2 separate regions of the Homo sapiens genome follow, and region 2 is linked to region 1. Evidence: read pairs that join two places in POLR2A ChIA-PET (ENCODE). Cell type or tissue: PC-9. All regions are shown on one strand. Each heading gives the region's core, and the rest is flanking DNA. Links, peaks and the distances in the headings are about the cores only.

What was found. Peaks named below come from ENCODE experiments on the same cell type or tissue, not always from the same donor. Only the 100,000 strongest peaks of a DNase experiment are listed, where the experiment ranks them.
Region 2: POLR2A ChIA-PET joins it to region 1 with 12 read pairs; 2 of 35 experiments call an interaction of 5 or more read pairs at or near these places.

The regions. Positions count from the first base shown.
Region 1 is chr18:49,676,571-49,693,440 of GRCh38, reverse strand. The region is part of intron 2 of LOC105372112 (a long non-coding RNA gene); the gene reads right to left. Among named protein-coding and RNA genes, the nearest start is that of LIPG, 120 kb to the right of the region's middle. In PC-9, for the core only: no CTCF peak of the experiment used is centred there; a DNase peak (open chromatin) is centred at 7,760; H3K27ac peaks cover 2,172 bases.
Region 2 is chr18:49,827,989-49,844,858 of GRCh38, reverse strand. MYO5B (myosin VB) reads left to right here. Exons shown (of 40, transcript NM_001080467.3): 34 at 1,467-1,618; 35 at 3,405-3,494; 36 at 5,565-5,715; 37 at 7,057-7,342; 38 at 7,974-8,148; 39 at 9,435-9,515. SNHG22 (small nucleolar RNA host gene 22) reads right to left here. Exons shown (of 4, transcript NR_117096.1): 2 at 5,495-5,583; 3 at 4,434-4,496. Among named protein-coding and RNA genes, the nearest start is that of SNHG22, 22 kb to the right of the region's middle. In PC-9, for the core only: no CTCF peak of the experiment used is centred there; DNase peaks (open chromatin) are centred at 5,628 and 9,748; H3K27ac peaks cover 1,211 bases.

The DNA.
Region 1 (16,870 bases), core at 3,382-11,381:
AGAAAGTGGTGTCTTAGAACTTTTTGGTATCTGCTTAATATCTGGCTTTGTAATACTTGGTTTTCACAATGGCATAGTCTAGGACCAAAATCTAGTGAGTGTATCTTACATGTTGGCTTTGTAAAAGTTGTAGAAACTTCGTGTCTATATCCTAAATCCCCAGCGACTGCCATAGGTTGGATTCATCTTTGTCAATCACAGACTCCAGGTCTAAATTTAGAACGAGTGTGCAATGTCTGGAAGCCTAATTCATTTTGGACACAGCTCAGCGCTGTCAGAAACTCTTCACGAGTCTGCTCTCCTCCACCCTAATTCACACCTTTTTTTGTTAATCCTCTGCTTCCTGCCTGGGACCCTGGGGACCCCCAGAAATAAACAGCTTAACTTGCACTGAAAACCCGTCTGCAATGTGTTGTTGTTGTTAACCAAGTGTGTCATCTAGCAGAGAAAACGCATCTATTTCATGATTTAAAATGTATACACATACTGGCGGTTTCACAGAATTCTCACCATTCAAGCTCATTCCTTTTATTCCTGGCTACTCACTCATTTCTTGGGCCTCATCCCCAGAGTGGCCTAAGAGGTGGCTGTTTCTGGTCTTGCTATGATAGATGAAGGGAGCAGTGCTTGCAGAAGTGCTGTGACTTCCTTAGGTGCTGGAGGGGGATGTGGAGGCTTGGACGCTGGAATTTTTGGTAGAACAGTTGAGGTAGGATTTGGGGAACATCATAATAGAATTTAGTTTTTTGAGAGGGAGTTTATCTTTTTAGAAAGCACAGATAGAACCCAATATGCCCTAGACCAGGGGTCAGGTAACTTTTTCCATTAAAGGCCAGATAATAAATATTGTAGGTTTTGTGGGCCGTATGGTTTCATTACAACTACTCAACCCTGCCATTGCAGCATGAAAGCACAATGAGTGTGGCTGTGTTCCAATAAAACTTTATTTGCAAAAAAGAGGCCAGAATAGGCCCACAGGCTGTAGTTAGCAGGCCCCTGCCATGTATCTCTGCCACGTATCACCTTGAGGACTCTTCTACAGGGGAATGGCAGTTTCTCCTTCCTTTGCCCAAGCCAGTACTCTGGGTCTGCCGTGCCACTCCATAGTCCCCACGGAGGCCTCACAGCTGGAAGAGGCTGCTGACAGGCAAAAGCCTCACCTGCCACAGCCCCAGGCCAAGTTTGTCCTTGCCAACATCTCCCTCTCTGTCCAGGGATGTCCAGTTATTTCTTGAAGGCCTCTTGGCTGCAGGCTCCCCAGCATGCCCTTCAGGGCCCAGCCAGGATGCCCACCAATTCCTGTGCTCTAGGACTGTGAGACCTCCTTGTCCCTTCCCCCACTGAAATCGACATGTTAGGAGGAAAGGTAACTCAGGCACCTAATCACCCTAAGGGGTGGTGCACCTGCCATACATCCATGCACTACTGATGCAATGGAACAAAGCTTCAGGCCTTCCAATGGCAAGAGAACCAGGTACATGGTGACCTAGAGTGTCTATGCACAAGGCTGGTTAACCTAACCCATCATAGGAGATGGTCTTGGGGCTGGGCTGCCCTGCCTTGCCTCCAAGTACATAACAGAGGCTCCCCTCAGGCTGGAACTCATTTAATGGTCCAGCTAGTGGTGACTTGGCCCAGGGGGGCTCCTGGTCAGTTTCCCATAAGGGCTCTTCCCAGAAAGGACATTGATATCTTCTGTTTGTCTGCCTATGGCGCCACTAGCAAAGGTATATGTACTACTGACCACGTGTCATAAGAACAGACTTGTTAGTTCTCTAAACTTTTGCATCCCTCAAAGAGCCGCTTGATCAGCTTGTAGCAGCTCTCCATCCCACACCCCTCCAGCCAACCCTCCAAAAGCCACATGGAACTTCTGCAGCAGGGGTTTGGGACCCTGCCAGTTACTGTGCATGGGTCAGCAGACACCACTACCTCCCAGCCAAGGTTCTTCCAGTTCTCTGCCCCCACACACTCTTCCTCTCGCCTGGTTTTTCCCTCACCTTACTCCCACCCAGCTAATGGCCAACTAATTCTGACAAAGCTACTTCCTGTTTGTTGTAGATGGCAATCACTGGGGAGCGGGTGGGGAGGAGTACTTATATAGCTAGAATATCAGGAATCATGGATCAGCTATGCAGAAAGTTTTGGGAAACCAAGTAGATTCAAATGACTCAGATGGGACTCATTTCTTCTCACTCCAGTTCTTTTGGTTTTCTAAGGCACTGTGGCCCTGGAATGCACAAGCAATTTCTCTTTCTATTCTGATCTTTAAAGAGGTTGAAATAGTTGTCACTTTCAGTTTTGCTTCAAATTTTTTATTCTAGCTTCCATTAGAGTTTTATTCATTGCTGGTGGATAAAAACTTTAAAAATATGATTATGTTTTAATTTCTGTCTTCTAGGATTGGGTGAATAGAGGTACAATACTGGACATATAATGAGACAATGAATGAAGTGCATCATTCTATCATTGTGAATTCACCACAGTGAGGCTGAGATGGGAGGAAGCTGAAGGGGAGCCATGGGCATCTGCTCATATTTGACTCTGGATCTCTGACCCAGCAAATACATAGGAGTCAATTTTAATACCTTTTTTTAAAAAAGTAATTTTAGACTATGGAAAATTATAAAGATAACATAGGTTTTCCATATATCCTTCACCCAGCTTTCCTTAATGTTAACATTTTACATGATACAAACGCTCCTGTTTCCAAAAGCAGAAAATTAACACTGATGCAATACTGTTAACTAAACTATAGATCTTAGTTGAATTTCAGCAGCTTCCCCACTAATGTCCTTTTTTTTCTGTCTGGGATCCAATGCAGAATCCTACACGGCATTTAGTCATCATGTCTGCTTGGTCTCCTCTGGTCTGTGAAAGTGTCTCAGTTTTGAGGTTTGTCTGATGTTTTCTTATGATTACATTGCGATTACTCAATCTTGGCAAGAACAACAGCAGGGACGCTGTATATTTCTGTGTGTGTCATATTGGTATACATGATGTCAGTAGGTCTTGTTACTTGTTAGCCTTGACCACATGGTTAAGGTGGTTTCTCCACTATAAAGTTACAATTTTTTGCTTTGTAAGTAATGAATATATTGTGGGGAGATACTTTGAAACTATGCAGATACCATGTTTCTCATCGTGCTTTTGCCTACTCATTTTAGCATCCCTCTCTGGTTCTTGCTAATTAGTGTGATATTTGCCAAATGTTGATTTTCTATTTTTCTCATTCCTTCTATATTTAATAATTGGAATTCTGTAAGAAGAAGCTGTCCCTTCTCTACCAATATTTTTTAAATTATTTACTTATAACAGTATGAATGAATGTTTATTTTATTCTACCTAGTAATCTATATTTATTTAGTTTAATCTTCTCATTTTTTATAGTATTACTTGAGTTCTCCCACCTTTGGCATTGGGAGCTCTTCCAGGCTGGGCCCTGTGTCCCTTGCCATGCCCCATCTCTTTTTGAGCACTTCCTTACTTTCTGGCATAAGATATTCCCAGCTTATGTCTTATTTTCCCTGCCCTAACCCTGGAATCAACCATTTCACCAATGAATGCTGCTTCCTTTTATTGGAGAATGGTATTTAGGAAACAAGATCTGAGCAGTAGGCATACTCATTGCTAATGGAATGTCATTCCTTCTAAGCCTCCTCAGCAGACAGACACAGAAAATACACACACACACACACACACACACACACACACACACATACACATTTATGCCTCTATTAATTTCTGTATTCATCTATCTGTATCCACATTATGTTTATTAATTTGTTCAATTCTAGTGTAGACATAAAATAACTTCAGAACTGAAGAAAAATTCCCTATGAGAAACAAATTTACGAACTAGAACACAATATTTGCATACAATTCTTTTTGCCCTTAGCCTTATAGTAGCCAGTGAAAATAGTAAATTTGAACTTTTTTAGTGTTTAAGGGTCATTTTAACATCTTTTTTGTGTGTGTGAAATGCCTGTTCATGACTTTCCCTCATTTTTCTATCAGGTTTTTGATGTTTTTGCCCTTCAGTTTTTGAGAGTTCTTTATATTGTAGGAATATTAGCTCATGGTTAGTGGTATATGTTGCAATTAACTTCTCCAATGATATCAGTTATCATTTGAATTTGTTTAGGGTGATATTTTTGTCATGAAGACTTGTGTTTTAAGACAGGGCCTCACTCTGTTGTCCAGGGTGGAGTGCAGTTGTGTGATCATGGCTCACTGAAACCTCAACCTCCCAGGCTCAAAACATCCTTCCATTTCAGCCTTCTGAGTAGCTTGGACCGCAGGAGCATACCACCACACCTGGATAATTTAAAATTTCTTCTGTGGAGATGGGGGTCTCCTTATATTATCTAGGCTGGCCTCAAACTCCTGCGCTCAAACAATCCTCCTGCCTCAGCCTCCCTAAGTGCTAGGATTACAGGCAGAGGTAACTGAGTTAACCTCTTACCTGAGGTTAACAGAAATTCGCCCACGTTTTTCTCTAGAACTTTAATGGTTTCATATTTTACATTTAGATCTCTAATCCATTTCAAGTTCATTCTTACATGTGATGCAATGTATGGTTCTAACTGTATCCTTTTCCAAGTGGAGATCCAGTTGTACCAGCATCATTTATTAAAAAACCCATCTTTGCTCTGGAATTTGAGATGCTGCTTCTATCATATGCTAAATTTCCATGTGAACTTAGGTCTATTGATGGACTTTCTATTATTTTCTACTAGTCTATATTTATATTCATGCACCAATATCATGCTTTTAATTTAAAGCAATTTATGTTATGTTTTAATGTCCAGTGGAGCCAGTGACCTCCATACTTTTTATTTTTCAGTGTTTTCCATCCACTCTTGCAGGCCTGTTTCTCTACATGAACTTTAGTATCAACTTACCTGAACACCCCAAGAAAAGACTTGTTGGAATTTTTATTGATAGTGCACCATGTTTCTCCCATAACCTACAGAGAACTGATATCTTTATGACATTGAGTCATCTTGTTCAACAATTGGAGCTATCTTTCCCACTTCTTAAAGCCTACTTTTGTGTCTTGCAAGAATGTTTTTAAAGTCCTTTTTGTAAAATTTGGATGTTTCTAACCAGAATAAGCTTAACAAAGTTTATACCAAAGTATTTAATATTTCTTATTGCTGTTATAAATGAAATTTTCTCTAACATTATGTCCTTTAACTGGTTATTATTTGTGTATATGATAGATATTGGGTTTTATATGTTAATTTTATTTTTATTTTTAGTATTTATGGGCACATAATAGTTGTACATATTTATGAGGTACATGTATTATTTTGATACAAGCATATAATATGTAATGATTAAGTCAGGGCAATTGGGTATCTATCACCTCAAACATTTATCCTTTGTGTTAAGAAAATTCCAAATCTACTTCTCCAGTTATTTTGAAATATATAAAAAATAGTTACGCTATTGTACTACCAAATACTAGATCTTATTCTTACTATCTAATTGTATTTTTGTACCCATTAATCAACCCTTCTTTCCCCCCTCAACCATATGTTAATTTTATACCCTGTTACTTTACTGAATTTTTTGTTGTTTGAGATAGTTTTATCATTGATTTCTAAGGCTTTCCAAGGACAGTAGCTGTCATGGACTGACTTGTGCTTCCCCAAATTTCACGTGTTGAAGCCCCAAGCCTCAGTACCTCAGAATGAGACTGTATTTGGAGATAGAGCCTTAGAGAAGTAAAGTTAAGGTGAGGCCTTTAGAGTGGGCCCTAATCCAATCTGATGTGTGTCCTTATAATTAGAGGAAATTTGAACACACAAAATAGAGAACAAGGATGGTCCTGCACAGAGGAAAGACCATGTGAGCAAGAAGAGAGCCATCTGCAAGCCAAGGAGAGAGGTCTCAGGAGTAACCAACCCTGCTGACACCTTCATCTTGGACTTCCAGCCTTCAGAACTTCAAGAAAATAAATTTCTATCATTTAAGCCACCCAGTCTGTGGTATTCTGTTATGGCAACCCTAGCAAACAAATACACTAACATATTGTCTGCAAATTGGGATAGCTTTTTTAAAAAACCCATTTTTATGCTTCTGAGTCAGGGGTCCCCAATCCCCGGGCCATGGAGCAGTACCGGTCTGTGGCCTGTTAGAAACTGGGCTGCACATCAAGAGGTGAGCCTGTGGCCTGTTAGGAATCGGGCTGCACATCAAGAGGTGAGCAGCAGGTGAGTGAGCATTAGTGCATGAGCTCTGCCTCCTGTCAGATCAGCAGCGGCATTAGATTCTCATAGGAGCGCGAACCCTATTGTAAACTGTGCATGCAAGGGATCTGGGTTGTATTCTCCTAATAAGAATCTAATGGCCAGTGAGACCATTCCCCACCCCCTTCACCCAGGGGAAAAATTGTCTTCCACAAAACCAGTCCCTGGTGCAAAAAAAGTTGGGGACTGCTGTTCCAAGTGATTTCTCTCATTTACTTTTATTAGGACACTAGCATAATATTGAATCATAGTGGAAATAGTCCTGATCTTTAAAAATGTACCTTTGGTGTTTTTGCAGGGGTTATGATTATGTGACCCAGAGCTGGAGGAATAAAATAAATATAGCTAATATTTATTGAACAATTGTAATTTCCTTCTCTGTCTTCACAGAGCATCCCAGCAAACACCCACCTCATTTCATCCCAAATGAGGGAAAAGCAGCTACATGTCTGACTTGAGTTTTGGACGGTGATAGTCCCAGTCATTTTAAATCAATCAAGATTGTCTTTGTACCCCATCACAAAACCGCACCCCAGTTTTTCTTCTTAGGCAAATCCATAGGAGATGGCCCACTAGGTAAAATCTCTGGGAACTCCAGACCATCTACCTTGGCAAAGTTTTATGGTACTGTCCAATAAAAATGCAACATGAGCCATATTTGTAATTTAAAGTTTTTAAATTGTCACTTTGAGAACATTAAAAGAAAGTGGGTTAAATTAATTTAACAATATATTTTATTTAACCTAATCCATTTGTAATATTATCACTTCAACATGTAATCAAATTTTACATTTTTTTCACACAAAATCTTCAAAATCTGCTGTGTGTGTAAAACATACAGCAGATCTCCATTTAGACTGCACACTTCAAGTGCTCAATAGCTACACGTGGCTGGTGGCTACTGTGTTGGGGAGCACAGGTTTAGGAGAATCAGTATTCCTATTTCTCCAAGGAAAAATGAAATTATATTTATTGAATACCAAGGCACCATAGTTGTTTTAATATACACGATCTCATTTAATCTTCATTATAATGCTATACAGCTGGTATGATCGCCCACATTTTACACATGACGCTGAAGATCAGAGATATTAACTAACTTCCCCAAGCTCACACAGTCATTTGATTTCAAAATTAATGCTAAGAACTATCTAACCACCTGGGAAAGACTGACTGAGCCTGCAGGCAGAGTAGGGAGAATGCAGCCAGAAATCACTCCATACTCACAGGAAAGAGAAGAAACAGCAATCATAACTGACTAGGAGCACAGTTTCCTCTGCTCAGAAGGAGGTTTACAAAGATGTCTAGTCCCTCCCCAGCACTTGCTGTCTGCACGCAAATTGCATACGTGACTATATCCTGTCTCACATTGCTTTCTCAATAAAAATGAGGTACCTCAACGAGACCTTCATTGTCTCAAAAGCGGGGATGTAAATTCCTATTTCTCTCCTTGTGTCCTCTACTCAGTAGAGATTGTGGGCATGATAGGTGCTCATGACTAATTGATAAAACAATAGGAAGTTTCTGTGTCTGACCCTGAATCTTATCCCATGGGTAATCTTTAGAAACAAAAAGGTATTTCCTATTTGCCTTTCTAAAGTTTTAGTCCCTGTTGCTCCAGTTCCAGGCAGTCAGTCTTGGTGTGGAGACAGCTTTCTTTGTCCCTAACATGAGCAAGACTTCCTGGTGGGAACTGGTGAATTGATTATATCTTGCACCCTGCACATGTATCTCTTCCTGGAGTTGAGCCAAAAGGCCAGAATGTAAACATTCAGAACCTCCCTTGTTTCACAATTTTTAAATTTTATACAGAGTCAGCTTTCTTGGTATCAAAGTTTACAGGAACCAGAGTCCACAGCCTGCTGGTAAATGGGCAATCGGGAGAGCCCATCAGCCACTTGGGAACAGCCAGGCATAAATTTTCTCCTGGCCACTGCCTCCACCGTGGCTATAGCTGTGTCCAGCACACACAGTAGTGCTTAAACAAATATCTGCTGGAGAGCAGATGGATGGAAGGATGGATGGATGGATGGATGGATGGATGGATGGATGGATGGATGTTTACATTAATGATAGGCCAACAAATGGTTGGAAGAATGGATGGAAAGATGGATGAAAAGATGGAAGAATGGGCCAGGTGCGGTGGCTCATACCTGTAATCCCAGAACTTTGGGAGGACAAGGCAGGCAGATCACGAGGTCAGGATTTCGAGACAAGCCTGACCAATAGTGAAACCCCGTCTCTACTAAAAATAGAAAAATTAACCAGGCATGGTGGCATGCGCCTGTAATCCCAGCTATTCGGGAGGCTGAGACAGGAGAGTCACTTGAACCTGGGAGGTGGAGGTTGTGGTGAGCTGAGATCGCACCACTGCACTCCAGCCTGGGTGACAGAGCAAGACTCCGTCTCAAAAAAAAAAAAAAGGAAAAAAGAAAAGATGGAAGGATGGATGGATAGATACATTAATGATAGGCCAACAAATGGATGGAAGAATGGATGCAAGGACAGATGAAAAGATGGAAGGATGGAAGGATGGATAGATGGATGGTTGGATGGACGGATGGATAAATAGATGCATGATTCCTGCTTAGTGTGTCTGAAGTGGGAATCTGTAATCTGACCATTTTTCCAACTCCTATGGTAATTCTGATGATTGGTCAAGGCTGGAGCAGCTCTCAGCCCTGTCCCCTGGCCCTGCAACTTCTGGACCTTTTACTTTGTGACTAGGACGGGAATCAAAATCTCCCTTCTTACTCATTATCTGAAGAACCACAGCCTGTTTACTGAGAGGAGCTTTCTAGATTCTCCCATTCAGAGATGATAAGGTGTCAACTCTCAGTTTGAGCTTGCTTGGCCTGCAACTTTTTTTAAATCTGAATTAGTTGGCAACATTTAAAATTAGATGATTTTTCTAAAATCTGGATTTCTGAATTTTCTTGGGAATAAAAAGACAGAGAGAGAGAGAGAGAGAGAGAAGTCTTGGTAGAATTGGGTCATTATTCTTGCAAGGCACTGGAATCAAGACCCAGAGAGAAGAAGTCATTTGGATGGGTTCAGGCTGTTAGCCAAGGGCAGACAATCCAGATCCCCCAGTGCCCAGAGATCCAGATTCCCACGTCTTTCCCTGCTGCATGTTAACTGTCAAAACAGGTCAAGAAGACTGAGATCTAAAATGTGTTCAAGGAAAATGAAGTAAGAAGTTGGCTAATTAAAGCATGGTCATCATCATGATTGTTACCACCATTGTCACCTTAAAAAATTATAGAGCGTGTATTATTTATAAAGCACCCTTTCATGCAACAGAACAAGAGACACAACAAACACCTGACAAGGATGTCAAGGAGAAAAAGCATTTAAGGATTATTTCAGAATGGGTGATAATATGAAGCAATATGCTACCACACCTCCTAAAATACCACACATGCACCAAGAAAACAGATCATTTAGTAGAAAGAAAGGAACTTGATGTTTTCTCAAAATGGATAAAAATATATCTTAGATATTATCTTGTTAGTTGATACATAGAAAAATAACAAACTCAATCAGCTCAAAACTCTTAGATCCAAAGGAAACAGGAGAGCTCGGCCATTTTCAAGTCATAGGCAATCTCCAAACTTTATTTTATGCCAGAAACTTATCAACCTTTTGTAATGCACAATCAAATCTTTGTTGTGAATTGCATCCCACTTCTCCCCACTGTCCCTTTCCTGTTCTTCCTTCCTCCCCAGTCCTCACTTCTGAATCAAACTCTTGATCCAGAAGGATCTGACAGACTCACTAATATGGTTAGGCTTTGTGCCCCCACCCAAATCTCATCTTGAATTGTAATCCCCATAATCCCCACATGTCAAGGGAGAGAACAGGTAGAGGTAATTGAATCATGGGGGTGGTTTCCCCCATTCTGTTCTCATGATAGTGAGTGAGTTCTCATGAGATCTGATGGTTTTATAAGGGGCTGTTCCCCCTTCTCCTTCCTGCCACCTTGTGAGGAAGGTACTTGTTTCCCCCTTGCCTTCCGCCATGACTGTAAGTTTCCTGAGGCCTCCCCAGCCATGCTGAACTGTGAGTCAATTAAACCTCTTTCCTTTATAAATTACCCAGTCTTGGGCAGTTCTTTATAGCAGTATGAAAATGAACTAATATACTCACTAATGTTGAAATGTATGTGACTCACACTAGCATTCGGGGTCACAACTTCCAAAGGGATTTAAGCTTTAATGGAGTTAAGAATTGCATTTGTAAGTGAACATTTCCAAAGCGTATCAAGGCTCACAGGACACCCATACTGGGGGGTATATTTTTCCCTATGTCCCTGAAATCACTCCCACCCAACCCACATCCTTCTCTGCAGTCATCAGTCTCCCAGCAGGAGCCATACCAGCCAGGACCTGAGATAAACCGTGTCCCAGTGTCCTGCCCTGTAGGCCAATTGGCCCTGATCAGAACTTTTAACCTACTTCCCCCAGTGCCCAGGGATTTCAATTCCAATGGGACAGCCCTGGTCCACGTTGTTAAGTTTGACAACAAACCTTTGACTTACAGGATGGCTCTTGGCCGGAGGTGACAGGCCTTATCTCTGCCTGTGGCTAAGTCACCTCATGAAAGCAAAACAGCAAAATGAGCAGAGGCTGCCAGCCCACCCAGTTTGCTGACACTTACTCTTTTCAAAGCATTTCTCCATCAGTTCCTCACTCCCACCGATAGCCCCTATGATAAGCATCATAAACCTGAGTTTCCAGAGAAAAACACATGGTCCAGAAAGTGATCAGTCTTGATCACGCAGCCCAGCTGCTGTGGACTCTGGCAGGCCATCTGAGTCAGCCTCAGGCTCCCTGCTTTGCAGCCTGTCTGTTCTGTGGGACAATTCCAAATGACAGCCACACACATCTGGAGAGTCTCGAGCCAGTCAGTAGCCCAAGAATTTGCCCAGCTGGTTCGTGGAGGTCACCTCCACCTCGGATGTGGTTGGTGAGCCTCTGCACAAAGGTACTCACTTCAGAAATGGACAGTTGGAGACTGGGTGTGGTGGCTCACACCTGTAATCCCAGCACTTTGGGAGGCTGAGGTGGGTGGATCGCCTGAAGTCAGGAGTTCGAGACTAGCCTGACCAATATGGCCTCCCAAAGTGCTGGGATTACAGGCATGAGCCACTGCATCCAGCCCTCTTCCACTCATTTCTTAGTGAGCATTTATCAATAAATAGGCAGCAACTGCAGCAGCTGAGAACTGAAAGAGGAATTGCATTCTGAATAACTGAGGCTTCATTTCAACAGACAGGGCTTGCATTCCGGTTAACTGAATAAACCCTTTTTAAAATATGATTTTAATTTAATAATTTTTAAAATTTATTTTTAAATGTTTTACCTGTCACTGACTTGAAGCTCATAATTTAACAAATTTTAATGCACGTTGTCCTAAAGTACAGTGATATTTCTCTGCAGATAGGATTTTATAGAAAGATGTGGGATCTTGCACGAGGAAATACAACTCCTGTTATCTCTGTGACCTCGTGCATCTCTGCCTCTGCAAACCAGCAATTGGATGATCTGAACCTCATAGGTTGTGAAGAGAAGGAAATGAGGCAATGTGTAGAGAAGCTCCTCAAACACTGTAAAGTACTATGTACATATTGTCATCCTATTGTTCTCTGGACCGGATCAACACAGAAAACAATCTTTTCCTAGTAATTCAAGGCCAAGCATCAGCCACCACAGTGTCCTTTAATTACAGCTGCAAAAGACATATGAATACTGTCCTGGGTAATAGCAGGAATGCCCTGACCCCCACCCCACCCACCCCCAGAGATGCAGTGGGTCCGTGGGTTGGGGTGCCACCCAAGGATCTGTCCCCCTAAAACATCCCTGGGTGATTCTGATGTTTCATAGCAACTGCACTTATGCATCAAACACTAGCTCTCCCCTTTCCCAGGTGAGGGACAGCATGGGTAACCGTTTATCCCCCTTCGCTCTGAATCTGTGGAATCATTATATTTTCTGTTCCATTTTCACCAAGTATCCCCTACTTGGCCTTGGGACTGTTTGCTGTTTGCCATATGAGCAGCTGCCTAACTGCTGCTTCTGAAGATGACCACAGCTGCTCTCACCCCTCGGTGCCCCACCCCTGCCCCACTCTCTTCTTTTCCAGGTCCTGCAGCTTCTCCTTTGCCCCATGGATTTTGTAAGAGAAGACTGGCCTTTGGTAGATCTCGTCAACACAACCCAAGACCCCAGTGCCCTGGGCTTCTATCTGCTGAGCAACCCCATCCCAGACTGGGTCAGTCTGCTTCAATAGCATCTCCTTCTAGTACCTGGGGAGGCGAGGGGTTGTTTGCTGGTTTGGTTGGCTTTTTTCTGGAAGGCTTTGACACAAACAGTTCATGTGACTGAATACCTGAGAGACCAAGAGGAAAGAACCGATTGGCATTTGTAGGGGGTCATTGAGGGGGAATTCTTGGAGCAGGGAGAATCAAAGTAGGTTTCCACAGACATTGCTAGAGTGTTTGGCCTAACAAAGCTGGTCCCGCTTCTCCAGGAAAAATGCAAAATGACTCGCAGATGATGTTGCCAATACTTCACTAATTCATGCAAAGAACAGAAGGGGGAGTATACCTACAAATCCAAATTTCATTTCTTCCATAACACCTATCTTCATCCTTTTGAGTTTTTGCAAACACTAACAGACCAAGGGGAATTGAGGCTCATTGTTAAGGGCAAAGCTGACCCCAGAGAGCAAATGAGCAAAGGATTCTGAGACCAGACAGAAGATTTCCTCAATGCTCTCTTGCCTACTCCATGTCTCTCTGGCCCCTCTCAGCATTGCAGCCCATGTTGCTGGTGGCTTCATTGTGACCGTCTCACAGCAAGACTGGCTTGGGATACTTTAGTCCTGCAGATTAGGTCAGGTATGGATTCATAGAACATGTGAACATATAGTCTCTTTGTTTTCATATGGACTAGTTTGCTAGGGTTTCAATAACAGAGAACCACAAAATGTGGGACTTAAACAGCAGAAATTGATTGTCTCACAGTTCTGGATGCCAGAAGTTCAAAACCAAGGTGTTGGCAGGGTTGTTTCCTTCTGCAACTGTGAGAGAGAATCTGTTCTGGGCCTCTCTCCTGGCTTCTGGTGGTCTGGCAATTTTTGGTGTTCCCTGGCTTGTAGAAGGATCACCCCCATCTCTGCTTTCATCTTCACATGCCTTCTCCCCATATACGGGTCTGTGTTTAAATTTCCCCTTTTTATAAGGCCACGAGTCATATTGGATGAAAGGTCCACCCTACTGCAATACGACCTCATCATAACATAATGACTTATGTCTTCAATGATCTCCAAACACAGTCACATTTTGAGGTACCAAGGGTTGGGACTTCCACATATGAATTTTGGGAGGACACAATTAAATACATAACACTATGTAACTGATCTGGTCCTCTTTCTGGACTCCCACTTGCTGAATAGCATGTGGTGGGGAGGGGCAGGGAGATACAAGGTATAGCCAGTGTAATGGTTAATTTTACGTGTTGACTTGGATGGGCCACGGGGTGCCCAGATTAAGCATTATTCTGGGTGGGCCAGTGAGAGTGATTCCAGGTGAGGTTAGCATTGAATCAGTGGACGCAGTAAAGTAGATAGATTATCCTCCCAATGCGGTTGAGTATATCATTCAAGCCACTGAGGTCTGAATAGAACAAATGGTATAAGGGGGAATTTTCCCCTTTTATTCCAGCCTCACTGGTTGGGCCAGGGCATCATCTCATCCTCTCCTGCCCTCAGTCTGGGATTTACATCAACTCCCCTGGTTCTAGGGGCTTCAGACTCATCCTGAATTACACCTCTGGCTTTTCTGGGTCTCCAGCTTGCAGATGGCATGTCCATTGTGGGACTTCTTAGCCTCTACAGTTGTGTGAGCTAGTTCTTCACGATATTTAAATCTAATAAATATTTCTAGATCTAGATAGTACACACACACACACACACACACACACACACACACACACACACAGATGCTCCTCAACTTAGGATAGGGTTACATTCCAATAAATCCATAATGAAGTTGAAAAATCATAAATCCAACCATTGTAAATCAGGGACTGTCTGTGTAAGTCTTTTATTGGTTCTGTTTCTTTGGAAAACCCTGACTAAAACACCCAGTCCAACAAAATAATTTCAACAGGCTCTCCAGAAAATGTTTACCTCTCCAGGAAAAAGAAAATGATCGTATCTCAGACCCCTCCCCTTCCTCTCCCACGTTTCTAAGATGACTGAAGGGTTTACAGCAGAGGAGGTGGCTTAATATGCCTGTGGTTGCCAGAAGAGTCGAATCTTCCAGCATGCTGTCCTAAGCCACTCTGCCTTCAAGGCAATGTCCCTCCTCTTGCGAGTTGCTGCTTGTCCTGCTGTCTTTTGAAGCTTAGGTCAACAGCTGGTGGAGTCAGGACCCATCTCCTGGGTGTCTAGGGCCCAGGCCGTCCACCCTAGCCTTGTCCTCTCAGGTCGCTCTTCCTGGAGCTAAGGTCAGGCTGCAGTGGGCATTTGGTCCTTGACCCAGGTGTTCCACCCAGTTGCCTAAAGCTACAGGATCACCTGTCCACTCTGTTCTCCACATGAACTGGTTTTCAAAAATGACCTCTTTTATTTTTAAAGGGCACTGAAAACCTTTGTCATCAAGGGCCTGCCCAGCCATATTCTAGCAGGGGCTACATCAGTCCCTGGAGGTTACCAAGGGCTGGAAATGGCTTGTGCTTTGTTAGGGGGAACTGAAGTGGCCTGTGTCTTCAATTTTCCTTTTTCTTTCAGTATTGAGATGCCTTTTGCCCTCTGCCACCTCCTTTTATCTTCTTTGACAGGCTCCAAGTTCCAAACCGAACTGAACTAAGAGAAAAGATAGACATCTTCCTTATTGCTCTTGTGGCTGAGCCAGAGGCCACTGTCAGTTGCCCTGGGGACAGCCAGTGAGGCGGAAGGGAGGCCAGATGGTTTCTGGTCCTCAGGGTTCCTCCCTCACTTGTGTCTGCTGTTGCCCCTGGTGGGGAACTAACTATGAAGGCCTGACATGTGCTAAACCAAAGATCTCACAGTATCAATAAGAAAACCGAAACATGATGTGTGCATGCGCCCTGAGGCACTAACGTAGCCCTCGTTCAACTTCAAAGGAAGATTGAGACATTAATTAATTAATTACTCAAGCGTCAAACAATATGAATGAAAACAGAAGCAGGAAGGAAAGAGGTGTGTTCATTCACTCTCGTCTCTCTCAACGTGGCTTTTTATCCCCATCCCATTACCAGCCCACCAAACTATTTCCTCAATTGAACTTTAATAGGACCAAATCGCATGTCCACATCTCATTCTTCCTTTTCCTTGAATTCTGTGCCATACAGAACACTCTTGATCACAATCATACCAGCTAACCTTTATCCTGTGCTTATGATGCCAGGCAGCCTTCTAAGGTCTTTACACTTTTTATCGCAATTCATCATTTTAAAAAACTCTATGAGAGAGGCACTATTATGAGCCATAATTTCTAAAGAAGGAAATGGAAGCACAGAGAGGCTGGGTAAGTTGCCCAAGGGCACACAGGATGTGGTGGAGCCAAGAATTGCACCCGGGCCTTCATTTACAGAGCTCGTGTTCTCCTTGACCAGGTCCTAGCAAGAGGGAAAGGTGTTTAGGTCTTTGATGTAGACCCAGCCTCCTGAGTAGCTGGGACTACAAGTGTGTGCCACGATGCCCAGATAATTTTTTTTTTTTTTTTTGAGTAGAGATGAGATCTCACTGTGTTGCCCAGGCTGGTCCCAAATTCCTGAGTTCAAGCGATCTTCCTGCCTCAAAGTGTTTGGATTACAGACTTGAGCCACCACACATGGCTCTGAGTCTTTTTTTAAAGAGGTTCGTGGTGGGTCTTGGCTCACTTCATGGTGGGATGAAACCATATGACTCACATGACCTTGTCCTCCCTCTGGTTAAAAAAAAATATCTTCATCCCATGGCCCTGGATGTCCTTTCCCTGTCTGTATAATTCACTGGGACTTTAGTTAGAGTTTCATTTGTCTAGCATGGAGTTGGTGCTTTGGAAGCCACTACAGGCAACGTCATGCCCTCTCCCCTGAGACCCATGCTCTCTGAAGTCCTAGCATACCTGACCCCTGACCCAGGATGTCAGCATCCCTTGCCTGGGTCAGGTGTCTCCTAGCCTCACCATGTCACCATGTTGCTGTGGGGACAACCCCTGGGGTGAGAGTGAGGTGAAGCAAAAATTTACTGTAAAGGACCTAGAAATTCATAGGTAGACCCAGTTCTACTATGAATGTACAAATCCTTGAACTACATCGCCTACAGATTGAATAAATAGTGTGTTCACACATATATTTTATTTTTAGGGTTTTTTAAAAAATGTTATTCTTTAATTGTGGTAAAATACACAAAACATGAAATTTACCATCTTAACCCTTCTGAATTTTATAGTTCAGTGGCATTAAGCATATTCACATTGTTGCACAACCATCACCAACACCAATCTCCAGAACTCTTTCATTTTGCAAACTTGAAACTGTCCCCATTAAACACTAACTTCCATTTCCCTTTCCTCCCAGCCCCTGGAAACCACCTTTCTC
Region 2 (16,870 bases), core at 5,019-13,018, 150 kb before region 1:
ATTTAGCTGGGGCACCCAAACAAGCTTTATTTAATCACAATAGAACATTCCAAGACAGGACAAGTTGTTTGCAATCTGCACATGGATCAGGTTTGAAGTAAGAAGTTATGGATTGGAAGTCTGGGCCTACAAAATACATTTTCCTGGATAAATGACTGGCATTCTAACTAGAGCCAATGGCCAATCCACAGCCATCTGCTGGACCTATAAAATGGCCAAATGTCAACCATGTACTCAAGAGTATTATGGCCTACAGTTATCATTTAACTAGAAGGATGCGTTGGAGCAGGGACAATGTAACCCAAGTACCAACTGGAGCTGCTGGCAGCAGAGCCCAGCCCAGGACCAGCCTGGTAGAAGGTTTGCAAGGATACTGCCCACCTGCAGGTGGGAGGGAGGTGGCCTCCCTTCATTGCCATTCTGAGCCTACAGGTGGCTCATGAGGCCTCGTTTGGGAGGGTATGAGTGTAAAGAACAAGGGCTGGAGATACAGTGCAGAGCTATGGTGAGACCCCTGGGGCCTTGTGCTCCTGCCCCATTCTCACCTGTCATCTTGCCTTTGCACCAGGCCTTTCCCCCTAGTTCTCTGGCCTTCTACCACCACCTGTTGCCTTAAGTCTGGCTCAGCTGGCATGGTCTGGAATAGAAAATGGTCTGACAGCTGCTTCCTGTCCCTCCAGGGCCTTTTGCAAGAAAGGGCCAAAGGGCTGAGTCTGCAGTTAATGGGGAGACTCACAAGGCCCTTCCAGTCCAGCCAGAGCAGCCCTTGCCCAGGCAGGGACAGGAGTGTGGGATACAGAGGAGAGCAGTTGGGGGAAGTAAGAGAGCCGCTGGAGAGATGCATGCCAAGCAGCAGCACCGGGGTGGGGAAGGGGGGCCTGCCTGATCTATTTGGCTGTGAAGCTGGGCAAGCACGGCTGGGTAATTTGTTCCTGAACTGATGGGCCAGAGATTGTTCCAACCTCCCTAGCCCTCAGCAGGCTGGCCCTGTCTTTGGGCACATACAATTTGTCTAATTCTGGAGCCAGCCCTTGCCTTCTGGAAGTGGTGGTGCCCACGAATCAGGAGTTCCTGCCCCCATGTGGGAGCTAGGCCCTGTCCTCAGCCTTCCACTTGCCATGGGCCCCTGTTGGCTGCGGACTGAGGCATCTGTGTAACTTGCAGGCACTTTTCCTCCATATTGTTAGGCTGAGGCATTAGAAGCCTGTTTCAGGGTTATAGTGCAGACAATTAGGAATGTGGTTTTGTTTGTTTGTGTTTTTAACCACAGTGTCTGAAACTACTGGTAGGCATGCTCGGGAGTTTGGGTACCCTGGGTGGCTTCTCTCCCAATCCTCTTTGAGACATCTATTCCTAGATGAGCTATGGGGAAATATTGAAAACACGTCTATTCAGATGAGGATTCTGACAGCCTCCATTGTCCCCCATAGATCTAACTTGCCATTTGCTGCTCTCGTTGCCCTTAGACTTGAAGCCCCAGATGCTGTCGGGCACAGTGCCCTGTCTCCCCGCCTACATCCTCTACATGTGCATCCGGCACGCGGACTACACCAACGACGATCTCAAGGTGCACTCCCTGCTGACCTCCACCATCAACGGCATTAAGAAAGTCCTGAAAGTAAGCAGCCCCTGCAGAAGGTCATGGTTTGTGGTGGGTAGAGTGAAGCCAGCCCCTTACTGTTGCTTCTCTGTGTCTGGGTTTGGCTGTAGTGAATGCTCCTAGGGCTCCAACTTTGAAGGTAAATGAGCCACAGAAGCATCCATATAACCAGGATGCCTGGCAGTTCCCAGAGAAGGATGCTCAGGCCCAGCAATGGCAGAAAGCCGAGGACTCTGGTGTAGGTAGCCCTCCAGCTCCTCCCTGCTGAGCCTCCAGACATGCCCAGTGCTTACAGAAGCCTTGGCCTGCCCACTGCCAGAGGTGCTAGGGAGACATCCTGCTGCAGCCAAGGGTGTGTGGGCCTCACCCTGGAGCAAGTTCAGGGACACCCCTGAAACATGGGCCCTCTCCACCTTTCCAAGGGGCCGGGTGCTTGCTTCCCTGGGGGGTAACACAGGGAGGGCTGTGACATTCCATCACCTCCCAAGGTGAGGCAACCTGGGCCAGGACAGGGCTTGCCGCATGGTGTTAAAGGTGCTCGGGAATGCCACCTGAAGGCACAAGGCTCTTCTTGAATGTAGTGCAGCCACTGCAGAAACAGGCTGGCCTGCAGGGAGGGTGAGGCCTGTCCACACATGGATGAGGGCCAGGCAGTGGGGGAGGTGAGATTCTTGAGGGAGATGAACCCTCAGTGAGAGGGATTTCTACCTGCTAGCAGGCCTGTGCCCCGAGTATTATTGCTCTTAGAGACCATCTTTAGTTCTTACACATTACTGCTTCCAGGATACAAGCCATTCTCAAAAGCTCTGAGTCCAAACCAATTCTGGAGTCCACTGAGCTGCTGGTTGCTGCTCAGAATTCCAGAGCCAGCCTTTAAGTCTGGTTTCCTGCCCTCAGTAGCTGCATTGCCCTCCACAGGCAATTTTATCCACTCACGGCTCTAAAACATATCTGCATGCTCGTGGCTCTCAGATTTGTGTCTCCAGCCTTGATCCTCTTTCGTGAGCACCATCCAGCTGGAATCTTCGGCCAGTCTAGGCCAATTTAGGGCTGACACAAATGTCACTTCCTTAGGAAAGCCTTCCCTAATTCTGAGCTAAAATAGCATGTCCCAGCCCCAGCAGTCACTTTCTATTCAACCTCATTTCTTTTTTTTTTTTTTTCTTTTGGTCGTACCTCATACCACTCTGTCATTTAAATAATGATAACGCTTACTTGACAGAATGAGCTGCGTGAAGTCATCAGCTTTAATGCAGCAGCTGTCTCATAGCTGTTTGGGTTGCTGAGCAGGCTTTTTCACCTAGTTAGGGTTTGTAGCCATTTTCTAGAGAGTTAAAGCCATGATGCATCTGACATCTAGATAAATGGGACACCAAACTATTTTGCTGTTATGCTCTTCAGCATCCCTTGTGTTGGATAACTGGCAGTTCAGAAACAGAGCCAGCTAGCCCAGGCGGTTAGACGAGAGCCCGGGGCTGTTGGGGCAGAGCCTCATCTGTCACTCAGCTTTGCATTCATTCTTCAGCCATGGAAGGCAGCCTGTCCTTTATGTGTGTCCCTGTATGTGCACCACTGATCAGGAGACCAAGGTGGGGGTTCTGTGCACCATCCCTGGTGGTAGAGGAACACTCACACAGCCTCTCAGCAATGGGTCTCAACCCCGTGACTGGCAAGTGCCCTGCCCAGCCTCAGGGCTGCTCAGGAACACTAGGTAAGGGTAGGAAATGTGGGGAAAGAGGTACCGAGGAAGCATTTCACCAGATGGGAGCCACTTAGAGCTGAGGATGTCCTTTTCTTTTCACAGAAGCACAATGATGACTTTGAGATGACGTCATTCTGGTTATCCAACACCTGCCGCCTTCTTCACTGTCTGAAGCAGTACAGCGGGGATGAGGTGAGTGGGGAGCCAGGCACCCAGGAGGCATTCCTGCTTCATCCAAATGTGGTTGAGAAGTGCTTTGTATACCCTCAGAGGTCAGTGGGGTCTTTGGAGCACCCTTGGGGACCTCAGACCGTGGGCACACCTTATCATGCCTCGTGGCTGGAAGCAGCAATAAGGCCAGCCACAGGAGACCTGCCTCTAGGAGGCCTTGATGAGCCCAAGGGGCCCCAAAAAGCACTCCTGGGTTATGTAAGTAGAGTCTGCATAACCCATGATCAATAGAGGCCCTGGGAGTCTCCATGAAACTCTTGTAACCTGACATTTCTGTATCAGCTCTAGAAGCCCCACTGCAGTGGATACTGGCAGGGAGCTCAGTTGCCTAGTGGGTCACCCTGTCTCCTAAGCCAACTGATTAATCTGTCCATTTCAAGATAGACAAAGATGGCCACAAGAACAGAGGCACACCATAATCAGAACTACGTGTGTGCAAACTGACCTGGAGGCCCAGCTCCATGCATTTATCCAAATTGGATTCCTTGACCTGAGGCCCAACTACTAACCCCATCACTTCACAATCCACACCGGACCTGTAAGGCCCAGCTTTTTCTGGAACTCACATTCCTAGCTTTGGTCCCTGAAAGAACTTCTCCCATGCTCTGCACTCTGCCCAATGACCTAGTAATATGTGGCTTGTTTCCATTCTAGTTTCTCTGGTGAGAATCCCAGCTTGTTCCAGATATGCCCGCTCACAGGTTCCTGTAGGTCTTCCAACTTTTCTTCCCCTTCCTTTCACATATCTCACCATCCACCCTTCCCAAGGTCAAGACATAGTGTAAACCAAAATAGTGCGACCATTTTTAAAGCTTTATTCCATCTTTTGTGCCAGAACCAATTTTGACAGACTCTTCTCCCTGGGTTAGTAAAAGGATATGCCCTTCCTTTCAGTCTTACCTTCTTTGCAGTTGGCTTGACGCCATCTCTCTCCTAAGAACCAGCACTTCATTTGATGGCCTGCTTTTATTATAAAAGAGATGGGCCAAAGGTTAAAGAAATAGCCATTTCAAACCCCATGACTTCTGTTACAAAATCATAATATCCAAGCATTTACTTGAAGCATAGAACTACATGTAATGTTATTTCATTGAGGTCCATCACTTTACCCAATGTTATACACATTCTAAATGGGAGGTTATATAAGGCTAGGGCAGGACCTAGAACTCCATTACATTAGGTTGTGGTTACATGTGCTCATATTCTCTGGGTCAAGAGCTGAACCACAGCATGACCAGATCCGTGTAGTCCAAATAACAAGGAAGAATGATTGACTCTATCTTCATCATTACAATTATCCCCTTTTCTGCCTGCTTTTTTTCATATTAAGATGGCTTTGTATTTGACACAGTACAACAGGCCTTGCTGAAGATGGTTGCCCTTTTGGGAGCACTAATCTTTTTGGCAGATACTGGTTTCCCTAGGCCTGAATGAAAAGGACATTGGTCACATGAGCCCTTCTGATATCAGCAGTTCCCTTAACTTACATGTGATTTCATCTGATTAATACAGAAAGCTAAGAGGACACAGTGCGGTAGCTATGAAATCACTTTAGTTCATCTATTAATTCTGATAACCAGTGATAGAATCTGTATAAAATTTCTCCTCATACAAGCGTATAATCTGGCCCATGGCCACACTCCTTTAGAGGCTGCACATCATCTAACATTTTAGGGGGACCTGATATATTGAGGAAAGCGCTGGATGAAGGGAAAAAGCAGGGATCCCTTTCTCTGGACCTGGTACCAACCTAGGTTTTGCTACCGTAGGGAAATCACTTCGCCTCAGGGATTTGGACTGAGCGATTCAGGCTTTCTCTCTCATGTTGAGTTTTTCTACATCCTTCAAGTTCAAGGGTCATCAATGAGGCCTCAAAGAACTGACAGGCTTTTGTAAAACATCATCTACATAGGGAGGGCCTGAGTAGGCCCCCTGCCCACCAAATAGATGACTAAAGTTACCAGAGCCCTGGAAGTTGTGCTGGGCCCAGCAGACCAGAGAACTCAGTAGTGCACGCCTCTCCCTCTGCAGGGCTTCATGACTCAGAACACTGCAAAGCAGAATGAACACTGTCTTAAGAATTTTGACCTCACCGAATACCGTCAGGTGCTGAGTGACCTTTCCATTCAGATCTACCAGCAGCTCATTAAAATTGCCGAGGGCGTGTTACAGCCGATGATAGGTAAGCTGGCAGCAGGAGAGCTACATCACTCATCATGGTGTCTGAAATGAGGGGAAGGCGTGGTCAGCACCCTCTGCCTTTCGGGAACCAGATATCTTAGCCATGACCTCCAGAAAGCCAGAACCTTCCAGTGAAGGCAGAACTGAGGTGTGCACATCATGCTTAAAAAGCTGTGAAAGTATTTGACACAGTGCAAGAGGCATAGATGACTTTCCCTTTATCTCTTTTTCTGTAATATGTTGTATTTTTTCCCAAATTTTAATACATAATAAATGTAAACTCAAAAGGTACAAATGCATATACAGTGAAAAAGCATAACCCTCTTAACCTATTATGAACTTGATTCATGGAAAAAAGCAGGAGTGTTCATGCGAAAGGACACAGCAGTCGGCACGATGCATCAGTATTTATTAGACACTTGCTTTGAACCAAGCAGTGTACTTGGGCACTGAACATGAAATCAGAATTGAGAAATGAGAGCAGTTACATTTTCAATCGGAAGAAAAATTATGTGTAGATGCATTACTCACTGTGCTCTGCAAAGGCTGGGAAGGAAAGTGTACCTGGACCTATTCATAATGCTTTCCCCAGGTTCTTACAACACAAGTAGGTTATGAGTGAATCCCAAGAAGGACCAATCTAGAAATACATTACTTGAAATGAGGTTCATTCCAAACCCTCCTTCCTGTCTGGAAATCTTTTTATAAGGCACCAGACAGAGGGAGAACTGACATATCAAGCTGGAGATACTCAGAATAATGTGAAGGTTAATAGCAGCAGTTCTGGAGTCAGACAGACTTGGGTTTAAATCCTGGCCCTGCCACTCCCTATCAGTGTGACCTCAGACAAGTTATTTAACCGCTTTATACCTCAACTTCCTCATAAAAATGGGTAGTACTTTATAGAGTTGTTGGAAGATTGAAAGAGATACTGAACATAAAGCCCCTGGTGCATAGGTAATGGCTGCTTAGTAAGTATGACGGACCAATGAAGCTCTTATTTACATAGTCAGTGGCTGGACGAGGATGACACCCAGGTTGCTCAATTCTCAAACTGTGGACTTCAGCACAGGCGATACCAAATCGAGCTGGTACATGCCCATCATCTTTGTCTAATTGCCAGTAAATTAAATGAAAATGCTGTCCACAGCTGTTTTATTCCATACAGAAATCAACACATTAGAAATTTTTTGCCAAATGTTATAAGTTCCTAAGCATGTCAACATTGCACACCTCTGGATGGTATCATTGCTAAAGCCCGGAGCACTAAATGATTTGAGTGGTCCAATCTTTGCATTGTTAGTGGGGAATGCAAGCTTCTCTAACTGTGCTTTTATTTCAGTTTCTGCCATGTTGGAAAATGAGAGCATTCAGGGTCTATCTGGTGTGAAGCCCACCGGCTACCGGAAGCGCTCCTCCAGCATGGCAGATGGGGATAACTCATACTGCCTGGAAGCTATCATCCGCCAGATGAATGCCTTTCATACAGTCATGTGTGACCAGGGCTTGGACCCTGAGATCATCCTGCAGGTATTCAAACAGCTCTTCTACATGATCAACGCAGTGACTCTTAACAACCTGCTCTTGCGGAAGGACGTCTGCTCTTGGAGCACAGGCATGCAACTCAGGTAAGGGAGGAGCACCCCCCAACAACACAGATAGAGTGGGCCCTCACTGACTGCAGCTAGAATCAGAACACAAGACTGCTGTTTCTAAAAATGAAATCCAAATCTAATTGACAGTCCTTGTCTCCATCAGTCTGTGACTCAAATCCATCACCTTTTTACCTGTTGGTGAAATCCGTCGAACACTGAGATGGTTGACTTGGTAAACAAATTAGTTCAAAGCTTAAAGATGTTGACATACTCTAAGTTAAAGACTGAATACAAAGCAGATAGGTCAGAGAGAAAACTCAATGAGTTAAGAGGCATGAAGGCTCACATAGAAGTATAAATACATTTGTGAATGTTAAATATAAATACTTACAATTCAGTATATTTAATGCCTGTTTTTCCCTGTTAACTTATGTAGACACTTCAGGTATTTCATCTTTGCTTGATTTTAAGTACCCACTCATTCATTTATTCATTCTTTATTCAACAAATAGTTCCTGAGTGCAAGGCACTTGCCATGCTTTTTAACCGTGTGAGATAAATAATGGCACTAGCTGCAGCGGGCCTGCAAAACACAACAGGTGTCCCCTTCTCAGTGAATTAGGAGGACCGGCTTAACATAGCTTGCTTTCTACCTATGGCTAAGGTACAATATAAGTCAGCTTGAGGAGTGGCTTCGGGGAAGAAACCTTCACCAGAGTGGAGCAGTTCAGACCATGGAACCTCTGATCCAAGCAGCCCAGCTCCTGCAATTAAAGAAGAAAACCCAGGAGGACGCAGAGGCTATCTGCTCCCTGTGTACCTCCCTCAGCACCCAGCAGGTACAGTCACTTTGCACCTCTGTCAACATGGTATTCCAAGGAAGCCCTGAGTCCATTCCAAGTCTGTTCTCGTTGGTGGTTATTTGTTAGTGTTGCACTCCCACCCTTTATATACCCCTAATGAGACAATTTTGAAGTGCAGCTGATGGGATATTCCTAGATGAACCAAAAACCATTTGGTCTGTGAAACAAGATGCCACAGATACTGTTTTCTAGTAACTCTCTATCCCTCTTACTCACTTAAAAAGATAAGGTAGCAAACTCACAAAACGTTAAGTTTAGGTAAAAACTTCTTTAAATATAATGAATTCTGGAATGTTTCTTACATAGAAATCCACAAATTTTCAGAAATTGGCAGCATCAGGTATTTGCTTTCTTTACAAATATAACTGTAAGAAAAACCTTTTCTTTAAAACTAATTGCAATATGGTCATATTTTCACTCACACTCATTTATATTGTTTTAAATGAAGTCATTAAGAACTTAGGGGCATTTAAGTGTTACTTTCCTTTTCCCTAAAAAATGTATAACCATGATTCAGTTGCCGACACATTGCCAGTCCCTGAAAGATAAATAACAAAATCCAAACTCAGTACAGAAAAACACATCTTAATATAGCAAAGTGAACACCTTTCCTTACCTCCTCTGCTTACTATTAAAATATTAAATATCTAACTCTTTAAAAAACTGCTTCCTTCTGTAAACATTTCCAGAAAGTCTTCAAACATTTTTCTTCTCTTTAAATACATTTCACTTAAAGTAAGTTTCCTTCTAGATGCAGCTGGCATTGCATTTGGGCAGTCTACTTCCACCAAACCAGTGGTAGGCAGACAAAAGAGTATCTCCTGTTCAAATACTCATTTGTAAACAATGTTGGGGGACAGGGGGTAGTTAGGTATTAAACAAGACCTTTCTCATCTAAGGTAAGATCTCCAGTACTCTTCAGAAGAAACCTTTAAATTACTAGTAGATATGAGGCTGAGGATTTCAGGCAACTGCATTCTAAACTCCTCATTGTGTATACCAATGAGCATAGTGGGGAGGGGCAGGTGGGTTTACAGGAGACATGAGTTCGGTGAGAGGGCTCAGATCCACCTGACAAAGCTGTGGGCTCTAGTTTCCTGGATGCAGGCTCCAAGTGTAAATGTCAGTCCAGCTCCATCTGTGTTGTGGGCCTTGTCTAAAGAGGATCATACTCTTGTACCAATGTCACATATTCTTTAAAGTTCAAAAGTTGTCTCATGTTCATTTAGCTCTGTGCTAAATTCCGTTTTTATCCCCAACAGATTGTCAAAATTTTAAACCTTTATACTCCCCTGAATGAATTTGAAGAACGGGTAACAGTGGCCTTTATACGAACAATCCAGGTGAGTTTTAAGATAGTAATTTTATAAAGTCCAGTCTACGACTATAAAGGAAATTAAAAATTTGGGCTTTAATCTTGCTTCTCTTTATTACTAAAATACTGGTTACATATATGCTGGGAGACCTTACATTCCTAGACTTTCTACTTAGGTAAACATGAACCGTATCACCCATGAGTAACTTACTGTTTACACACAGAAAACTCAACTTTTATCATCTCTGCCTCTCAGATTATAGACATAGTTTAAGCATTATGTCATTTGCCACTAGCATGTTACTGAACTATTAGCACCAAATGGAATTAACAATGTCAGCAGAATATCAGCCCTAACCATAAATGGAACTAAGAAATGTTCTTTAAAGAAAGCAATTTGAGCTCTTAAATCTTTGTCTAAGACTTATAATATAGGCCAGGTGCGGTGGCTCACTCCTGTAATCCCAGCACTTTGGGAGGCCGAGGTGGGTGGATCACGAGGTCAGGAGATCAAGACCATCCTGGCTAACACGGTGAAACCCGGTCTCTACTAAAAATACAAAAAATTAGCCGGGCGTGGTGGTGGGCGCCTGTAGTCCCAGCTACTCGGGAGGCTGAGGCAGGAGAATGGCGTGAACCTGGGAGGCGGAGCTTGCAGTGAGCCGAGATTGCGCCACTGAACTCCAGCCTGGGCGACAGAGTGAGACTCTTGTCTCAAAAAAAAAAGACAATATTTGCTTTTAGGAAAATGCTTGAAAGAAAATGTATTAGGGAAAACGGTTATTTAAATCTGTCTTTTCCTAAGATGATGGGAATGTTTTACTTAAACATGAGCTTCCTTAAGCTGAGCCCAAGGTGATGGCTGAGCGCCTGACCTTTGCATGTGATAGTAACTGTGACAGTGTTGGAATGATAGTCATGTCGCAGTGATTCAGAAAACAGGCCACACTTCTCCCATGATTACCTGTGGGGAGCACCTCAGGGGAGACATAGCACTCCCTCAAACTTTTAAATGACCTTGTTGGCCAGTGAAGGGATATTGACACAAAACAAGGATTAAAAAGGGGTTCAGGGGGAAGTCATCAGAGGGAGAGTCAGGAAAAAGGGAACCAAATGGAGGTTTATCAAAGACACTGAAGAAACGTGAGGAAACATGGAGCTTTGTACAAGAACCTGTTCCCTTTGGAATACTCCTGGGATTTTATTTGGAGCTCCTTACAGTGTTTCAATGTAGATCCAGAGATTTAGAGAGCCCTGAAAAGAGCTAAAAAGGGGTTTGAAAAGAGCCATGGCAAAAAAAAAGCCTAAATGAACTTTAGCCCAGCATCTAAGTAGGGAACAGAGGCCAACAGAGGGAACGTCTGGGAAGTGGTGCCTAGTCAGACTAAAGGTTGTTCTCCTAAGGGCAATGACAGAAACACAGTCGATTGTTAAAGACACAGGCCGCAGAATGGGGCAGGCAGAGTGAGTCTCTCTACTCACCAACATGTATACAACAATGGGGTTGTGGGTGGCGCTGACAGAAAGGATCCAGTTAGGATGCTCATAGTCAGCTGCTGAATGGGAAGAGTTTGATGACAGAAGCCACTGAGATATCTGAACCTGGACCCATTATATGGATTTTTATGGAGGGCTGATAATTTATACAAAAGTGCAAGTTTAGAAAGTCTTGTTTAGTTTCGAATATCTGAGACACACATTAGAGGGAGAACTATAACTGCTCATAAATTGGCAACCCCACTGTTTATGAGAATTCAGGTTAAAAAATATATGCCACATCATACTGCAGGTTTAATGGATCAAGGACAAAGGGAAAATATAATGGAGGTTAAGCCCAACTATTCTCTCAAAATATGTACAGTCAGATTCTGAATCTTCCTCAGTAATCAATTTCAGTGTCTCGCAGTTCTAGCAAAATATTTTTTTCATGAGCTATAGCTTTATGTTGTTTCTACCTATACAATGCTCAGAAGAAATGGTGAACAATCAGTCCTGCCCTCCTACATTTGAACTCACATGTGTGATAAAGACAAGTTACTTGTTAAAGCAAACCATTGCTTGGGCGCTCTGGGCTTTTTATAGCTTTGTACTGACCTTTAAAAATGTAAATTTGAAGTTGTTAAACTCACCAAAGCATTCACAGGAGGATTTCTGTGAAATGACCACCTTATATACTTTAATTGATTAAAAGTATACATGCCTTTTGCTGTTGAATTGTGATAATATAGGTAATATTTCACTTTCTTTTCCCATTTTTATACTCTCTAAAATTTCTTCAAACCCTTTAGGTAGTGAAGTCTACTGTCACATCTAACTAATGTGGAGAAATACAAGGGCCCTTAAGTGCTACAAAGATGACTTTTTTTCCCAGAGCCTCCTGCCATTTCACATTTTACATACATATGCCTTGTGATAGGTTCATGATAATAAACGCAGCAAACCTCAGAGTGGGCTGTGTGTGAGCTGTCAACAATCCCAGAGAATCATTCTGCCAGGCCACACCAGAGCCATCATTGAGTACCTTGAATTAGTGAGGCTAGTTGCTTATTCCTCCCTAAATACCTTTCTCTCCTTTAAACTTCTCTCCCATTATTTCAAACCACTTTTTCAAATGATTAAAATTACTTTAAAATTTTGGCCCATCTTTCAAGATGCCAAACACACGGGTACTGGAAATTTAAGTCATGCTTTCTATTCATAATTCAGGTAATGGATGAAAACGTGGGCAATTCTAGGTTCCCCTGCCACTATAGAGCCATCTTACAGTGCCATGCTCCAGCTGACTTCATTCTGTAAACCTATTTCCCAGCGATTTTCAAATGCTGCTATGTATTTACTGACTATGGCCTGTTTCGAGGTTTAAGAAAAATAAATTGTGTTTTCACAAAATCAGGATATATTGATTTTCCTTTTTGGCAATACTCCCACAGTTAACCCTATTGACTTTTGTAAAAGTACAGCTTCTACCAGCAGTTCATGGTTCAGAGGTCAATGGTTAATGCATGGGCAGGAGGAACAAAGGAGCATATTATAAAACTGATAACAGCAAATACAGCACTTACTATGTGCCAGTGATGGTACTCTGTGTTCTTTACACCTGTTAACTCTTCAAATCCTCACAACCTTATCAGAAGGGTACTCTTCTCCATCCCATGGTTTTGGGGTATGTGTGTTCCATTTTAACCATTTTTAAGTGTATAGTTCCGTGGCATTAAGTATATTCACAATATTACATAACCATCACCACTATTTCCAAAATTCTTTCATCATCCTAAACAGAAACACTACCCATTTGGGCAAATAATATTCTCCCTTCCCTTCAACCCTGGGTAGGCTTCTATATGTAAATTCTAGATATCACATATAAGTTGGCTCATACGATATTCTTTCGGGTCTGGCTTATTTCACTTAGGTTCTCAAAGGTCATCCATGTTGTAGCATGCATAAAAACTTCATTTTTTTAGTGACTAATATTCCCTTTATATATCCCATTCTGTCTATTCATTGGTTGATGGAAACTGCACTGTTTCTACCTTTTGGCTATTGGGAATCATGCCGCTATGAACATTGTTGCACAAGGAGCTGAGATCAATTTTTCAGTTCTTTGGGGCATATATTTAGAGGCAGAATTACTGGGTCATATGGTAACTCTATATTTAACTTTTTGAGGAATCTGAAACTTTTCCACAGCAGCTATACCATTTTACATTCCCACCAGCAATGCATGAGAGTTCCAGTTTCCCCACATCCTCACCAACACTTGTGATTTTCCAGCTTTTTAAAATTATAGCCATCTTAATGGGTGTGAAGTGGCATCTCATTGTGGTTTGGATTTGTATCTCTCTGATGACTAGCATCTTTTCGTGTGCCTATTGGCCATGTATATATCTTCTCTGGAGAAATATCTATTCCAGTATTTAATTCATTTTTAAATTAGATTATTGTCTTTTTGATATTGAGTTGTAGGAGTTATTTGTATAATCTGGATATTAAATCCTTATCAGATATGATTTGCAAGTATTTTCTCCCATTCTGTGGGTTGTCTTTTCACTTTCTTGATAGTGTCCTTTGATGCAGGAGTTTTAAATTTTGAGGATGTCCAATCTATGTATATTTTTTTGTTTCCTATGCTCTTGATGTCATTTTTAAGAACCATAAATACTTTCCCCTATGTTTTCTAAGAGCTTTGCAGATTTAGCTCCCTTTAAGTTTTTGATCCATTCAGAGTTAATTTTTGTATATGGTATAAGGTGAATGTCCCACTTCATTCTTCTGTATGTGGATATCCAGTTGTCTCAGCACCATTTGTCAAAGACACTGCCCTTTCCCTCATTGAATGGACTTGGCACCCTTGTCAAAAATCAATTGACCAAAAATATGAGGGTTTTTTTTTTTTCTGGGCCCTTATATTCTATTGGTCTGTATGTCTGTCCGTATACCAGTACCATACTGTTTTGATTCCCATAGCTTTGTAAAAAGTTTTCAAATGGGAAGTGTGAGTCCTCCAATTTTGTTTTCCTTTTTTTTTTTTTTTTTTTTTTTGAGACAGAGTCTCACTCTATCACCCATGGAGCGCAGTAGTGCAATCTTGGCTCACTGCAACCTCCGCCTCCCAGGTTCAAGCAATTCTCCTGCCTCAGGGAATATAGGCATGCACCACCATGCCTGGCTAATTTTTGCGTTTTTAGTAGGGAAGGGGCTTCACCATGTTTGCCAGGTTGGTCTCAAACTCCCAACCTCAGGTGATCTGCCCACCTCAGCTTCCCAAAGTGCTGGGATTGCAGGCATGAGCCATTGCACCTGGCCAATTTTGTTATTTTTCAGGATTGCTTTGGCTAGTCAAGATCCCTTGAAGTTTGATATGAATTTTAGGATTTTTTTAGATTTCTGCAAAAAACGTCATTGGGATTTTGATAGGGATTGCACTGAATCTGTAGATTGCTTATGTAGTATTGTCATCTTAAGTCTTCTAGTACATGAACATGGGGTGTCTTTCCATTTGTTTAGGTCTTGACTTTTTCAGAAGTGTTGCACCTTCTTGGCTAGATTTATTCCTAAGTATTTTATTCTTTTTGATGTTATTGTAAATGGAATTGTTTTTCTTTCTGATTATTCATTACTAGTGAATAGAAATACAACTGATTTTTATGTGTTTTTTTTTATTATGTACTTCGCTGAATTCATTAGCTCTAGCAATATTTGTGTGTGTGTGTGTGTGTGTGTGTGGATTCTTTCAGTTTTTCTACATGTAAGATATGTTGTCTGCAAGAGGATCATTTTAAATTGGCTGCCTCTTATCTCTTTTCTTGTATAATTGCCCTGGCTAGAACTATACTGAATAGAAGTGGTAAGAACAGGCATCCTTATCTTATTCTTGATCTTAGAGGAAAAACTTTCTGAGTGTGATATTTGTGATGTTAAATGTGGGGTTTTTACATATGGTCTTCATCATGGAGGGATTTATCTTTTTATCATTAAAAAAGTTGGATTTTGGCAAATGCTTTTCTCCATCGATTGAGATGATGTGGGTTTTTTCCTCTTCATTCTGTTAATGTGGTATATTACATTGATTGATTTTTATGTTGAACTAACCTTGCTTTCTGAAGGTAAATCTTGCTTGGTCATGGTGTATAATCCTTTTAACCTTTTACTGAATTCAGTTTGCTAGTATTTTCTTGAGGGCTTTTACATCTGTATTTATAAGGGATGAATATAGTTTTGTTTTCTTACAGGGTCTTTATCTGGCTTTGATATTAGGGTTATACTGGCCTCATAGAATGAGTTAAAGTGTGCCTTCCTCTTTGATTTTTAGGAAGAGTTTGAGAACTGGTGTTAATTCTTCTTTAAATGTTTGATAGTCTTCACCAGTGAAGCCCATCTTGGGCTTTCCTTTGTTGGGAAATATTTAATTACTAATTCAATATGCTTACTTGTTATAGGTCTATTCAAATTTTCTATTTCTTCTTAAATCAGTTTTGGTAGTTTGTGTGTTCCTGGGATTTTGTCCATTTCATCTAGGTTATCCAATTTGTTGGTGTTAAATTTTTCATAGTATTCTCTTATAATCCTTTTTATTTCTGTAAAATTGGCAGTAATGTCCTCACTTTCATTTCTGATTTGCTAATTTCTCATTTTAGTCTTCCCACACACCTGTAATCCCAGCTACTTGGGGGGCTGAGGCAGGAGAATCACTTGAACCTGGGAGGCGGAGATTGTGAGCAGAGATCACACCACTGCACTCCAGCCTGGGTGACAGAGCAAGACCCCATCTTAAAAAAAAAAAAAAAATTGTCAATTTTTTGAACCAACTTTGATTTCATTTGTTTTGGGTATTGATCTGTTCTCTATTTTTTCCATCTAATTTATGTTATTTCATTTCTTCTAGGTTTAGGTTTAGTTTGCTCTTTTTCTGATTCCTTAAGGTATACAGTTAGGTTATTGATTTGAGATTTTTTTTTTTAATGTAGACATTTACAGCTACAAACTTTTTAGCACTATGTTTATCCCATCCCATAAGCTTTGGTTTATTATATTTTTATTGCCTAATTCCCCCTGTGATTTCTTTAGCCCATTGGCTATTTGAGAACTTATTATTTTCCATATATTTGTGGATTTTGCAGCTTTCATTTATTGATTTATAGTTTCATTCCATCCTAATCAGAAAAAATATTTCATATGGCTTTAATATTTTTAAATTTATTCAGACTTGTTTGAATATTGGAGACTGTTCCATATGCATTGAGAAGAATGTGTATGCTGCTAAGTGGGGTGTTCCATATGTGTTTGTTAGGACTAATTGGTTTATAGTGTTGTTCATGGCCTCTATTTTCTTATTGATCTTCTATCTGGTTCTATCCATGATTAAAAATGGGGTATTGAAATGTCCAACCATTACTGTAGAACTATCCTCCCTTAAAGTCTGTCAATTCTCCCTTCAAATATTTTGGGGTTCTGTTGCTAGATGCAGATGTTTATTATATCTTCTTGATGAGTTGAACCTTTTATTAAAATATAATGTCCTTCTTTGTCTCTGGAAATGACTTAATTTCTCCTTCATTCTTGAAGGGTAGTTTTGCCAGATTTAGAATTCTTAGCAGACAAGATTTTTTCCTTTCAGGATTTGAGCTGTGTCATCCCACTGCCTCCTAGCCTCCATGGTTTCTGATGAAAAACAGCTGTTAATCTTATTTGAGGATACCTTATACAGTCAGCCCTCCATATCCACAGGTTCCATATCTGCAGATTCAGCCAACCACAGATTCAAAATTCAGTATTCACAGGATGCAGAACCTGTAGTTATGGAGGGACAACTTTTTCTATCTATAGGTTCTACAGGGCCGACAGCAGTACTTGCATATCCATGGATCTGGGTATCTGTGGGAA